Linked DNA regions of Homo sapiens: region 1 is linked to region 2. The links are chromatin contacts, found by Hi-C or POLR2A ChIA-PET in ENCODE. All regions are on one chromosome and are shown on one strand. Each heading gives the region's core, a stretch centred on a gene start or an enhancer-like site at or near the end of the contact. The rest is flanking DNA. Distances are from core to core; before and after follow the strand shown. Region 1 has its middle 34 kb from the start of KLRG1. Region 2 holds the start of RIMKLB (ribosomal modification protein rimK like family member B).

The links. A loop is a pair of places that touch in the nucleus more often than their neighbours do. ChIA-PET counts read pairs that join two places held with the same protein, here RNA polymerase II (POLR2A). Pooled maps may share reads with other maps.
Region 1: a loop to region 2 is called in a pooled map, with 5 times the contacts of the local background. The contact joins the enhancer-like site here to the promoter of RIMKLB in region 2. A Hi-C loop is called at or near these places in 21 of 168 maps with a recorded cell type or tissue (A673, CD14-positive monocyte, Caco-2 and 17 more), 25 of 37 single-sample maps with no recorded cell type and 29 of 50 pooled maps. POLR2A ChIA-PET finds 5 or more read pairs at or near these places in 6 of 52 experiments (A673, HEK293, WTC11 and 3 more).

Annotation. Positions count from the first base shown.
Region 1 is chr12:9,020,133-9,026,976 of GRCh38, reverse strand. It overlaps a transcript of KLRG1 not described here. Among named protein-coding and RNA genes, the nearest start is that of KLRG1, 34 kb to the right of the region's middle. Within about 2 kb of position 1,841, at least 3 of the 41 ENCODE cell types and tissues checked have a DNase peak (open chromatin) inside an H3K27ac peak, as active enhancers do.
Region 2 is chr12:8,694,641-8,701,910 of GRCh38, reverse strand. RIMKLB (ribosomal modification protein rimK like family member B) reads right to left here and starts at 3,920. Exons shown (of 6, transcript NM_001297776.2): 1 at 3,614-3,920. RefSeq lists silencers at 3,316-3,485, 4,016-4,115 and an enhancer at 3,125-4,091.

The DNA.
Region 1 (6,844 bases), core at 592-3,091, 330 kb before region 2:
GGTTGAGGCAGGAGCATCACTTGAGCACAAGAGGTCGAGGCTACAGTGAGCCATGATTACACCACGGTACTCCAGCCTGGGCAAAAAAGTGAGCACCTGTCTCTAAAATACACAGACACACACACGATTTTTTTAAAACTTAAAATGTATGAATAGAAGGAAAAAAACACTCCATAATGTTTTAAGAAAACAAATAATATAAAATATTTGCAACACATATGACTGACAAATAAGCAGGTGGCATGTGCCTCAAAGAGTGCCTACATATTGATAAGAAAAAAGACAAAAAAAGAAAAAAAGAAAAAAACCCTGATAGAGTGAATAGCCAAAGGATATAAACATGTAACTCAGAGGAAATACAAATAACTAACTTACTTGAGAAGATGCTCAAAGCCACTAATAGTGTGGAAAGCACAAATGATGACAAAGCTATAACATCCTTCTTCCCCCACAAAAATAGTAATAATAATAATTAGCCAGAATTTAAAACATTGAGAACACATGGAGCTGAGAAGGACCTAGGACTAGTACCCTCATCTGTTGCCAGTGGCAGTAAAACTGCTTCAGTCTTTTTGGAAAGTAATCCAGTGGTATCTATTAACATTTTTGTTTTGGCATACGTTTTTGGCTCATGCTTTCAAAACATGAGAAAACAGAATACATGTACAAAAATGTTCACTGTGGTGTTTTATTTCATCTCCTACACTATTATTCCCAAATCTTTTCCTATACATGTCCCTCACTTCAGGGACCCTATTATTTGGGTTTCTTGCCTACTTCTGGCTACTTCTCTTTTCTGACACCTTTTCTCTTCCCCTGAAACCATTCTGTAACATCCTCTCCCTCCATCCTTCTTGCTATTTGATTTCTCTGTTATTATGACAAATCCCATGTAGGCTGCTGCCAAAAACCGTGCAATAGTACAGATTGAAATCACTGAAAATGTTCGGCCCCCTGCCTCACCCAAGCTCGCAGGGCTGCCCAGCAATGTCGTGTCTCTAGGCAGATGCCTCTCTTTCCCCTTTGTGATTATTCAAAAATTCTGCTGTCCATAGACCCCCAAACCTATTATTTCCTCTCTCCTTCTTAGTATATGACCTTGTCTTTGATTTCACTGAGAAAATGAAGTTCACCAGGTAATAACAGTTTACTTCCCTATCACTTGTAATAAACCCATCAGAATCCTCACCCATCTTTCCTTCTTCCATGGGGAAGGGGCACTCTTTCTACCCAAGGTTACTTCTTCCAGTTGTCCAGTCAGCTTCATATTCATCCACTGACTCAAGAATCTTGGTCTATAAAGCATCCTCTCTCACATGCATATTTTTTGGGTTTTTTTTGAGATGAAGTCTCACTCTGTCATCCAGGCTGGAGTGCAGTCGCACGATCTCGGCTCACTGCAAACTCCACCTCCTGGGTTCAAGTGATTCTCGTGCCTCACTCTCCTGAGTAGCTGGGACTACAGGCATGTGCTAACGTGCTCAGCTAATTTTTGTATTTTTAGTAGAGACGGGGTTTCACCATGTTGGCCAGACTGATCTCAAACTCCTGGCCTCAAGTGATCTGCCTGCCTCGGCCTCCCAAAGTGCTGAGATTACAGGCATGAACCACTGTACCCAGCCACACCCACATGCATTTTTAATCTCTCCCTTTCAACATAATTTTGTTACCTCAAGTTACAAAATGTGTTACTGTCTTCTATCTGTATTTTAAGATCTATTGACCCGACATATGACTCTACTTAGATATTATCTCTTTCCTTCCTGTCTTAACCAGACTTCAAACCATCTAAACTCATTGTTTCCATTTCCTTACCTTGTATGATCAGCCTGCTGAAATTTCACCTGTCACCACCACACCAGTGAAGAATGATAAACATGACCTTCATATTGCCATTTCCATTGAATACTCTCCTCTCATTATGTTACTTTACAACTCTTTGGCATTTTGTTCTAGTAAGTGCTCCCTCCCCCTTGAAAACCACTTCTTCTTTAGCTTTTACCACATCATTTTTATGCTCTTTCCTCTGTGCCACCAGTTTTCTTCCCTCTTCTTTACTTCCTTTCCCTTCTCAGTGCTAATATAGAAATAAAGACTTTACTATCACCAAAACTTTGCCCTGTGAGAGCATTACTAGCAAGGGAAAGATGTGTATTGTAGATGTTCCAGTGTGAAGAATATGAAAGACCTCCTTCTAGGTAAAAACCCCTCATTATCCTTCAAAAATGGAACCAGGGGTGAAGTCATCATAATCATGAAGAGCCTGGGGTTCACCTTATCTCTGCCTTGTGAGGGTATAAAGAAATAGGCACCCAAATTTATACATCGCTGGAGAGTTTACATTGGTGGGGCCATTTAAAGCTATCTTATAAAATTTAAAATGCATATTGCCATTAACTCAGTGATTTCCCCCATTATATTCACACATACGCAAAATGTATGAAAAGAACATTTATCTAAAATCTGTAGTAAAACCCTCAGGACCAAGAACAGATAAAACAATTTTTAAAAAGAAAAACAAAGTTGGAGAACTATACTACGCTATATTCTTACTTATAGACTTACTATAAAATTACAGTGGGGTAGAAGTGACAGGATAGATATATTTTAAAAAGGAACAGAAGAGAATGCAGAAATAAACCCATGTGTTGGCCAGGCACGGTGGCTCACACCTGTAATCCCAGCACCTTGGAAGGCTGAGGTGGGCGGATCACCTGAGGTCAGGAGTTTGAGACTAGCCCGGCCAACATAGTGACCCCTGTCTCTATTAAAAATACAAAAATTAGCCAGGCATGGTGGTGCACACCTGTGATCCCAGCTACTCAGGAGGATAAGGCAGGAGAATCACTTGAACCTGGGAGGAGGAGGTTGCAGTAAGCTGAGATCACCCACTGCACTCCAGCCTGGGCAATAGAGAGAGACTCTGGCTCAAAAAAAAAAAAAAAAAAAAAAAAAAAATCCATGTGTTCACGATCAATTGATTTTCAACATAGGTGCCAAAAGAATTCAATGGAAAAAGGATACTTATTTAAATAAATGGTTCTAAAATAATTGGGCATTTATAAGAAAAAAAAAACCTCAACCTATATCTCACACCATGTATAAAAGTTATATAAAAACAGGCTGGATACTGTGGCTCATGCCTGTAATCCCAGCAGCCCAGGAGGCCAAGACTAGAGGATCACTTAAGGCCAGGAGATCAAGACAAGTCTGAGCAACAGGGTGAAACCCCATCTCTACAAAATTTTTTTTAATTGGCCAGGCATGGTGGCATTCACCTGTGGTTCCAGCTAGCTGTGAGGCTGAGGCAAGAGGATTTTGAGCCCAGGAGTTTAAGACTACAGTGAACTATGATGGTGCCACTGCACTCCAGCCTGGGTGATAGAGCAAGACCATCTCTTAAAAAAAAAAAGGAAAAAAAAGTTAAATAGAAATACATTACCGACCTAAATGTAAAACCTAAAATTATAAAATTTCTAGAAGAATTCATTAAGGCAACCTTTGTGGCCTTGGACTAGGCAAAGATTTCCTTAACAACATACAAAAAGAATAAGCTATAATGCAAAAGATTGAATAGGAAAAAAAACACCAAAATCTGTTTCTCCCATACTATACTCTCACAACAAAATGCTTTTGTGACCAAATGTGTAGGGATTTTTCCCCACATGCCAAGCAAGCAATCGATTCTGCAGTGAATTCTCCAGAGGTCAGCAGCTAAGTGTCCTCTAACTCAATTCAATTCCGATACTATCTACCTGGAGATACCATCAGATCCCAAAAGGTCAGGGCTCAGCCTGACAAGACTGTCTCCCACTTCCAATGCCAGTCACAAGCACAGGATGTGGCCTGAGTTTCTGACTGACTGGCTCTAAATCTAGGTATCCTTGACACCCTCCTCAGGTCCAATTTGCTGGATGGCTCACAGAACTCAGGAAAACACTTAACATTTACTCATTTGTTTTAAAGAATATTACAAAAGATACAGATGAACGGCCAAATGGAAGAGATGCATGGGGTAAGGCATGTGAGAAGGGGCACAGATTTTCCAGGCCCCACACAGGTGCACCACCTGCAAGAAACCACCACCTGTTCAGCTGTCCAGAAGCTCTTGGAACAAGTTCTTTTGGGTTTTTATGGAAGCTTCATTACATAGGCATAATTGATTACATCATTGGCCATCATTGATGGCCATTGATCAACTCAACCTTCAACATCCCTGGAGTTGAGGAGTGGCACACGTAGGCATATATTACAGAGGCATAATTGATTACATCATTGGCCATCATTAATGGCCATTGATCAACTCAACCTTCAACATCCCTGGAGTTGAGGGGTGGGGCTAAAAATCCCAGCCCTCTGATCATGCCTTGGTCTTATTGGTGACCACCCCCGATCCTAAAACTATCTAGGAGCCTCCAGCCACCAGTCATTCATGAGCATACATAAGACACTCTTACCACTCCGGAGATCCCAAGGATTTTAGAAGCTATATGTCAGGAAATGGGAGGAAGACCAAATATATACAGTCATGCACACATAACAATGAACCATATATACATAACAATGTTTCTGTCAACAAAGAACCATGTATACACTGTGTTCCCATAAGACTGTAATGGAGTTGAAAAATTTCTATTGCCTCGTGATTCCATGAAGTCGTAGCTCAAGACACTGCACAAACACTCAGGTATTTGTGGTGAGGCAGGTGCAAACAAACTCACTGTGCTGCCAGTCACGTAAAAGTATAGCACATACAATTATGTACAGTACATGATACTTCATAATGATAATAAACAACTGTTATTGTTTATGTATTTAGTATACTTTTGGTTTTTTAGAGATGGGGTCTGGCTATGTTGCCCAGACTGGAATGTGGTGGCTATTCACAGGCACAATCATATCACTCAACAGCCAGCCTCAACCTCCTGGGCCCAAGGGATCCTTCCATCTCAGCCTCCCAAGTAGCCAGGATTACAGGCACATGCCATGGCACCCAGCTATTTCTTATATTTTTAATCATTATCTTAGAGTCTATTCCTTCTACTTATTAAGAAAAAAAAATAGTTATCTGTAAAACAGCCTCAGGCAGGTCCTTTAGGAGGTGTTGCAGAAGAAGGCATTGTTATAATAGCAGGTGTCAGCTCCATGCCTTACTTCCGAAGAAGGCCTTCCAGTGGGACAAGATGTGGAGGTGGAAGACAGTGATACTGATGATCCTGACCCTGTGTAGCCCGAGGCTAATGTGCATGCTTATGTCTTGTTTTTTAAAAAAAAGTTTAAAAATTAAAAATAGTTTTAAAATAGAAAAAAGCTTATAGAATAAGGATATAAAGAAAAATATTTTGTACAACTGCACAATGTGTTTGTATTTTAAGCTAAGTGTATCACAAAAAGAGTAAAAAAAAAAAATTAGCTGGGTATGGTGGCGTGCGCCTGTAGGCCCAGCTACTCGGGAGGCTGAGGCGTGAGAATCGCTTGAACCCAGGAGGCGGAGGTCACAGTGAGCTGAGATCATGCCACTGCACTCCAGTCTAGGTGACAAAGCAAAACTGTGTCTCAAAAAAAAAAAAAAAGAGTAAAAAAGTTTTTAAAAATGTAAATGTAAAAGTTTATAAAGTAAACAAGTTACAGTAAGCTAAGGTTATTTCATTATTTCATTTACTGTAGCTTAAACGTACAATATTTATAAAGTCTATAGTAATGTGGAGTAATGCCCTAGGCCTTTACATTAACTTACCGATTGGTCATTCAGGGCAACTTCCAGTCTGCAAGTTCCATTCATGGTAAGTGTCATATACCGGTGTACCGTTTTTTATCTTTTATACTGTAATCTGCAAGCTCCATTCATGGTAAGTGTCATATGCAGGTGTACCATTTTTTATCTTTTATACTGTATTTTACTGTATTTTTTCTATGCTTGGATGTGTTTAAATACATAAATACTTGCCATTGTGTTACAATTGTCCACAGTATTTAGTACAGTAACTTGCTGTGCAGGTTTGCAGCCTAAGAGCAATAGGCTGTCCCATATAGCCCAGGTATGTAGTAGGCTCTTCCATCTAGGTTTGTGTAAGTACATTCTATGATGTTGCCACGATGATGAATTTGCCTAACGATGCATTTCTCAGAAGGCATCCTTGTTTTCAACTAATACATAACTATACATCTACCATATGATCCAGCCATGCCACTTCCTAGGCATTTAGCCAAGAAAAAAGAAAGACTATGTCCATTCAAAGATTCGTATCCAAATGTTCATAACAGCTTTATTTTTAATAGCCAAAAGCTGGAAACAACTTAAACGTCCATCAAAGAGTAAATGGATAAATTAATTGCGGTAAATCCACACAGTAGAATATTAGCAATAAAAAAGAGTAAAATATTGATGCAAACAACAACATGGATGAATCTCAGAATAATTATGCTGAGTGAAAGAAGCCAGAAAAAAAAGTACATACTATATGATTCTATAAAACTCTATGTACTGTAAAACTCTAGAAGATGCTGTCTGATATATAGTGACAGAAAGTAGATTGGGAATTCCGGGGGTAATGAGTGTTGAGGGGACAGGGAGGAAAGGGAGAGGAATTATGAAAAGTCATGTGGAAACTTTTGTGAGAAATTGATATATTCACTCTGCTGATTGTGGTGGTGATTTCATGGATATATACACCTATCAAAACTTATCAAATTTTACTCTTTAAATATATCCCACTTATTGTATGTCAATTGTACCTTAATCAAGTTATTTTTTAAAGGAAGAAGTGCCAGGCATTGTGGTTCGTGCCTATAATCCCAGAGACTCAGGAGGCCAAGGCAGGAGGATCACTTGAGCCCAGGAGTT
Region 2 (7,270 bases), core at 2,671-5,170:
CCTCAGCCCCCCCGAGTAGCTGAGATTACAGACGCACACCACCACACCTGGCTAATTTTTGTATTTTTAGTAGAGATGGGGTTTTGCCATTTTGGCCAGGCTGGTCTCAAACTCCTGACCTCAAGTGATCCGCCTGCCTCAGCCTCCCAAAGTGCTGGGATTACAGGTGTGAGCCACCGCACCTGGCCCCTGTAAAATCTAAATGTAGCTATCCAAAATTCCTAATTAATGTTTTCGGGTTCTCTTAAAAAAAAAAAAAAAAAGAGATCAGGCCTGTGCTTACTTCCCATAACGGTCATATAACTGATCCAGAAATGATTAGCTTTGTTAACAAAGTTAGAAAAAAAACAAAAACATAATTTCAGAAAGAAGAAAAAAGATATAAACAGATGGGTTCCATGCAGACCAGCCTCTAGGGGAGTAGAGCTGGCTAGCTCTGTGGCTTTTGTCCTCCAAGCCAATTTTGAGAGGGGAAAAAAAAAACACTGAAAAAGAAAACATTAAAAATAACACCATGGCATTAGTTACCATGAAGCCAGAAAGTCAGTACTTTTCTACAAACCTAACATGTACACAGATACATATGGCATATAAATCTAAAATGTATTACGTAGATACTTTTGGAGGTACTATCTTATTTAACAATCCCTCATATGACAAGCAGAAAATTCCGAGACAATTAAGAGACAATTTCCAACATCTGTACGTAATCTCCCTACTCAACCTCTTGAAACAACTGCACATATCAGCACAGCTAACATTTAAAAATAATACTTTTTTCACTATCGCAGTCTCCTCCTCCCTCAGATTCTAATAACGTATTACAGTTTCTTTTTTCTTTTTTTTTGAGACAGTCTTGCTCTGTTGCCCAAGCTGGAGTGCAGTGATAAAATTTCGGCTCACCGCAACCTCCACCTCCCAGGTTCAAGCGATTCTTGTGCCTCAGCCTCCTGAGTAGCTGTGACTACAGGTGTGCGTCACCATGCCCAGCTACTTTTTATATTTTTCACAGAGACAGGGTTTCGCCATGTTGGCCAGGCTGGTTTCAAACTCCTGACCTCAAGTGATCAGCTTGCCTCATCCTCCCAAAGTGCTGGGATTACAGGTGTGAGCCACTGCGCCAGGCCACATAATTACAATTTCTAGAGGCTCTTTTCTCATTTGCTTGTGACTTAATCCCACTTGCAGAATACTCTTTGTAAACTAATCTGCCATAAAACAAAGTCTTTCTATGAATGTATATCACTGAAGCGCCCCCAAAACAGTTGTCAGCAAGCAACATACAATAAAACTCACCCTCCTTACTTTATGTTTGGTTCTCTCTCTTCACATGTTGTTCGTGGGTATAGAAGTTCTTCCTCCACCCATTTTCACTCAGTTTATGTCTCTATGCCTGCTCCCCAGAGGAAGATGATAAAAGCTACTCCTGCTTCCCAAAGTGTGGAACAACTGGCTCTGCTCTGTCCCCTTTCCCCATCCCCTACTAGTGTTCATGGTTGGTCAGTCTTTCAGCTCATAGAGAGGGGAGCTTTGAGAAATAAATCTAGTGACTTACCCCAGCAGCAAATCCTAGGTGGATACAAATTGTGAAAAGGGTAATTGGGAGATATTTTAAAAGAGATGTTTCTCCATGTGCCACAACAAACCAATGCCTGAAGCTGGGTTCGTGTTCACTGGTCAAATAATGTCCACTTTAGTGTGTTTCTTCACAGTATGACTGAGAAGGGGTGGAAGATTTAGAAGAGTTTACTGGTAATTTCCCTCTGGAGAGGAAAAGGGGCCTGAATGACAAGGGAAAAAAGAAGGGGCTAATTTATTGTCACTCTCCCTGCTACTCCTAGATACTACTACTGACAAAAGTATATTAAACAGGGATTCTAAGAAAACATGGGCAAAATAAGAAAGCTATCCACTAGAAACTAAGATAAGTAGAATTTTAGCTGGTAGCCAACCGGCTAAAGATTAAACGCTCAGTTCCTTACCCCCTGCGGGGGGGCAAGGCAGGAAGAGAAAAGTGGCTCTTGACCGAGTGGAGGATTGTCTGTGACTGAATTTGCTGTTCCCCTTCTTGGCTCTGTTCTCAGAATCACAGACTGCCCCCCTCCCTGACAAGCAGACTCCAGCACCTGGTAGGGGTAAGAGAAGACAAGAGAGAAAAAAGGGAGACAGAGAAAGATAAAAAACATCAACAGCCATGTTGCCAAACTAACAACTAAATCAATGACATGAAAGAAGGAAATTAACAGCACTAACCAAGATAGAAAAGAATAAAATAGGATTACCTCAAGACAAAATAGGCCTCCTCCCCTTTGACACACTAACCAAATAAAACAGTAACCATTGGAAAAGAAATTTAACTATGATTATTTTTAAAATTAGAGGGTTGCATACTAAAATTTAGGAAATAAATGTTAAATCTCTGAGACCGGAATTTCAGAGAGTGTTTTATTCCAAATGAATATCTTAAAAGTATTCTCATAATTGCTTTTAAGAAATCATTTTTTAAAATAGAAGAAATGACCTTTAAGGTACCCAATATTGTGAAAGTAACAAAAATGAGATTTAAAAACATTTCAATTTAAATGGTTATAGTTAATAATTAAGAACACCCATAAATATAATGAACATACCAAGCCCACAAAAAAAAATCTGCATAGTAGGCTGCCCATATACTTTCTATACCTATTTAGAGTTGAACCTAACTCCACAAAGATGTGGTAACAATATATATAACTAATGGGAAAATGACAGCATACTGAAAGAATTTACATAGCAGTTGCATTGAGCATGGTTAGTGCAATAACCCCTCACAGAACAGAATTACCACCCCATCGCTATTCGCCAATACAAATGGGATAAAACAGTGAAATAACAAATGTGTGATCAGAGATAAGGACATATTAATAAGGGGAGATTGAAATTATTACCACTCTGGTTTGGGTTTTTTTTGGGGGGGGGTGAGGGGCAAGTAGTGTAATATTTACATCATGCTCAAATTTTTAAAGAATCAAAACTGGACAAGCAATTATTTGGTCATCCCCTTCTCATTCAGAGACTGTCAAAGGAAAAGATGGAATGACTGTCACACTCTCTAAAATTTACACGTAAGGAGGAAAACGTGGAATCGAATACAGTAGCTGCGGGACCGCACCACGTGATCCTCCTCCCGCGGTCGCTCCATAGAATTTGTGGGAAGGGGGGGGAGGGGGAGTGTCGCCGCAATCCCGAGGACAGGTCAGCAGCCCGCGGGTCCGACTCCAGCCGGCGTTCCCGGGGTTACCACACCCCCTCGCCGGCGGGGAAACCATACTCCTTACACGCCCGAAGTCGCCGCCCCCTCGACACGGCTCGCCCGGTCGCACGCACACGCCACGGGCCGGCGCCTCCCGGCACACGCGCGAAGGCCGGGCCCCGCCTCGCTCCCCACCGACTCCGCGGAGCGGCGACCACCGGCCTCAACTAGCCCCGGACCCCGGGCGCGCTCGGGCCGGTCCCCTCCCCGGCCCAGCCCCCGCTAATCGGGGGATCCATTCCGCTGAACTCGCCCACTCGGGAGGGCGCGCCTTCGCCTCACTGCTCTACACCCGAGGGCAACAGCGGTCGTACCGCTCACCTGGGTCGGGGGGCTCCTCCCTCGCTCTCGGCCGACTGAGCCGGGCTGGGGCCTTCGAGGAAGCGCGGGCCGCCGGGCGGCTGGAAGTGGGGGAAGGAGAGGAGGGGGAGGGGGTCGGGATACCGGGAGCCGCCTCCTTTCTCCTCCGCCGACTGCGGCTCCCGCAGGCTGGCCGGGCGTCCTCGCACACTCGCCCAGTTTCTCACAGCCTCGCGTCCCGTCAGCTTCTCCCTCACCCCACTCCCACACACTCTCACTCCCACACACTCACACCCGGCCGCTCCTCGTTCCCTCACTCGCCTGCCGCGCGCGCGCGCGACCCCGCTCACACACAGCGCGCGCGACGCCGGCGGAGACCGCCCCGCTCCCTCAGACCGAACGCCGCCCGCCCGCTTGCTGAGGAGCGGCGCGCGCCCCGGCCCCGCCCTCCTGGCGCCGCGGCGCGGCGGGCGGGGGGCGGCGGCCGGAGGAGCTGGGGGCCGGGCCAGCGCGCCGAGCACTGCCGAGCGGATCTGACACCTGCGTCGAGAGCCGCCCTCCCAGCTCCTCGCCCGCACCCGAGCCATCGCTGGCCTCGGGGGAAGAGAGGCGATGGATCGCGCGCGGGGAGCGAAAAGGGAGCGCGAGGGCGCTCCGAGGACGCGCCTCCCCACCCGCCCCCAAACCGTCTTCACTGAGAAAGGGAAACGGATGGGGGGGGTGGGGGGCGAGGTTTGCTCCCAACTCGAAACCGCGAGATTAGTCCCTTCCGTTGTACGCCCTCCCCGCCCTCACATTCCCTGCTTAGGCCCCATCAATCTGCGCCTGGAACCCCGACACGAGCCCCCTACCCCCTCGGGCGCAGGGTCCTGCCGGCATCCCGACGCCTCCCGCCCAGCCCTTCCGCCGGCCGCCGCCCGGAGTCTCCGCTTACGGTGGTTCCTCCCTCCGGTAGGCAAAGATATGGAGACAAAGATCATTCATACCTAGAAGGTCTTTATCCGGGACTGGAGTAAAGACAGTACCTCTGTATATTGAGAGGCAAATTTAAAACCACATGATAAATTTCCTGGCTGAAGCGGGTTTGGAGATACAGGCGGGGTGGATAGCGCCAGCTCTGCCCCCTAGAAACCGGCGTAAACCTTGGACAAGTTAGTTGCTACGCTTCCTCTGAGCCTTTGTTGTGAAAAGATAAAAGAGTACAGTCCGGAGTCGTTGTGAGAATGAAATGAGATATTTTAAGAGCATTTTGTAAATTCTAAAACTATGTATAAAAAATAAAAGTATAGCCCAAAGGAGGCTAAGAATATGAATGTTCAACTACGCTATTACATTTTCTTAAGGAGAAAAAAAAAGGGCTACAGACGACCTCCCAGGTTTACATGGAAGATTCACTTCCAAATAACTTCAGTCACCAGAGACACCAGGTGTGAGGTACGGTAATGTGCTCACCAGTTTGCCTTCTTGCTGGTCTCAGCCCTGTCTCAGTGACCTCAGCCAACAACTTTTCACTGCTCCTCTCCCAGTCAATTGACAATATAATTTCATTTTCTGCTTTTAAAAAATTTTTTGACTAATTTCCTTCAGCGTCTCGAGAGTCCTTTAAAAGATGTAGCATAACCCAGGGTGGTAACTTCTGGATCCAGACTGCCCGGATTGGATTTATGGTTCCACTCCCTATGTGAACCTCTGCAGTAACTTAACCTCTCTGTATCTTTATCTGCTGAGCTGTAAAAGTGAGGATAAAAATAGTCACCTACTTCATGGAGTTGTCATAAGGAGTAAATGAGTTAATAAGTATATAATATTTAACAGCTGACACAGATCAAGTGCTGTTCAAAGTGTTTAGTGCTATTATAATGTTAGGTCAGTGAGAGTAACCTAGGATAGGCGTCTAGTTGGTTTACAAAATTTAGAGGAACAAACGCCCTATAAGATAGATACACTATCTTGAGAACAAAGGGGATAAGGTCTACAGAACTAAATTGTTGCTATTTACTTCCACTCTGATATTCAGCCCCCTGGGACATAAAGTATATTCAACTCCAAGACCAAGAGAAGCATTTTGTGATCAAGGGAAGCTTGAGCACAGAGATACTAACACTGAAAATCTGACAAAATAAACACAGTGAAATTGACACAGGGAAAAAAATGTACAGAGGATCAATAATAATATTTAATTAACCTATTCCTTCAGTCCCACTCTTAAGGAATCCAATTCGTGGTAACTGCATCCCCAGAAAAAGTGGGTTGTACTGGTGAAACTGAGGATAGGAAGTATGACTATTAACTCACTTGCCACTTGCCCTTAAAAGTTGTTATTCAGGGCAGGGCGCGGTGGCTCACGCCTGTAATCCCAGCACTTTGGGAGGCTGAGGCAGGCGAATCACCTGAGGTCGGGAGTTTTGGACCAGCCTGACCAGCATAGAGAAACCTTGTCTCTACTAAAAATACAAAATTAGCCAGGCGTGATAGCGCACGCCTGTAATCCCAGCTACTCAGGAGGCTGAGGCAGGAGAATCGCTTGAACCTGGGAGGTGGAGGTTTCAGGCCGAGATGGTGCCATTGCACTCCAGCCTGGGCAACAAGAGCAAAACTCTGTCTCAAAAAAAAAAAAAAAAAAAGTTGCTATTCAATTTATTGCTTCTATGTGCCATACACATTCTAAGATATTCTCATGTATGTAACAACGTTGCTTTTGACTTAAGCTAATAGGGAGTAAAACAAAGCTCAGGAGGGTATTTAAAAAAAGCCAATGATAAGGCTTAAACACATTACCATTATCATGATATTGTTAAGATAATGTTTATGTGAGTAATGATCAAATTCATACATCATACTTTTTATATGAAGTAATAAGGGGGCAAAAATTATTTACACCATTTCCATATTGGAAACCCAAGGTTCAGAAAGGCTGTACATACATTCAGTCATAATCTTTGAGAATTCATGGTTGATATGTTTAGGCGGCTGTGGACTCACATCTCCTTTGGGTAGCAACACCTGCTCAAAAATATTTTAAGTAGTTTTTCTTGACATAATCATGCACCACACATTTTTAACCAGTGAATTAATATTTTTCAGGAAGTTCGGAGGTGTCGGGGCCGGGCGGGGCGGGGCGGGGGGGCGGGGCGGTGCGGCAATTGAATCCCCTGGGAAGACATACTATAAGTAACCTAGCATGTCTGGAGTCAGATCAATCTGATTTGAAATCCTAGCTGTATTTACTAGCAGCATGAGATTGTTGCTTAACTTCCATAAACCTCAGTTTTCTCATCAGCAAAATGAAGATCATATTAGCACCACTTTATTAAGATAGAAGGATGAATGAGGTAACTCAAATGTAATGCATAACATAGTAAGTCTCAGTGAATGTTAGCTATTATTATTCAAGACTAACTGATACCAAAACAGTCAAATAGTAATCAAAGAGAAATTATACAATGTTTAGATATGTGTGATAATCATACAAATAGTTATATTTATTGCATATCCCTATGAGTGTAAGACCAACTCTATAGGTAAGTAATGTCTTTGAGATGAAGTTAGGGTTCATCCTTTGCCTGCACCAAAACACTTCCAGATTTTTGCTCTTATTCCTAGACACATGAGAATCAACAGGAGGGACCGGGCAGGGTGGCTCATGCCTGTAATCCCAGCACTTTGGGAGGCCAAGGC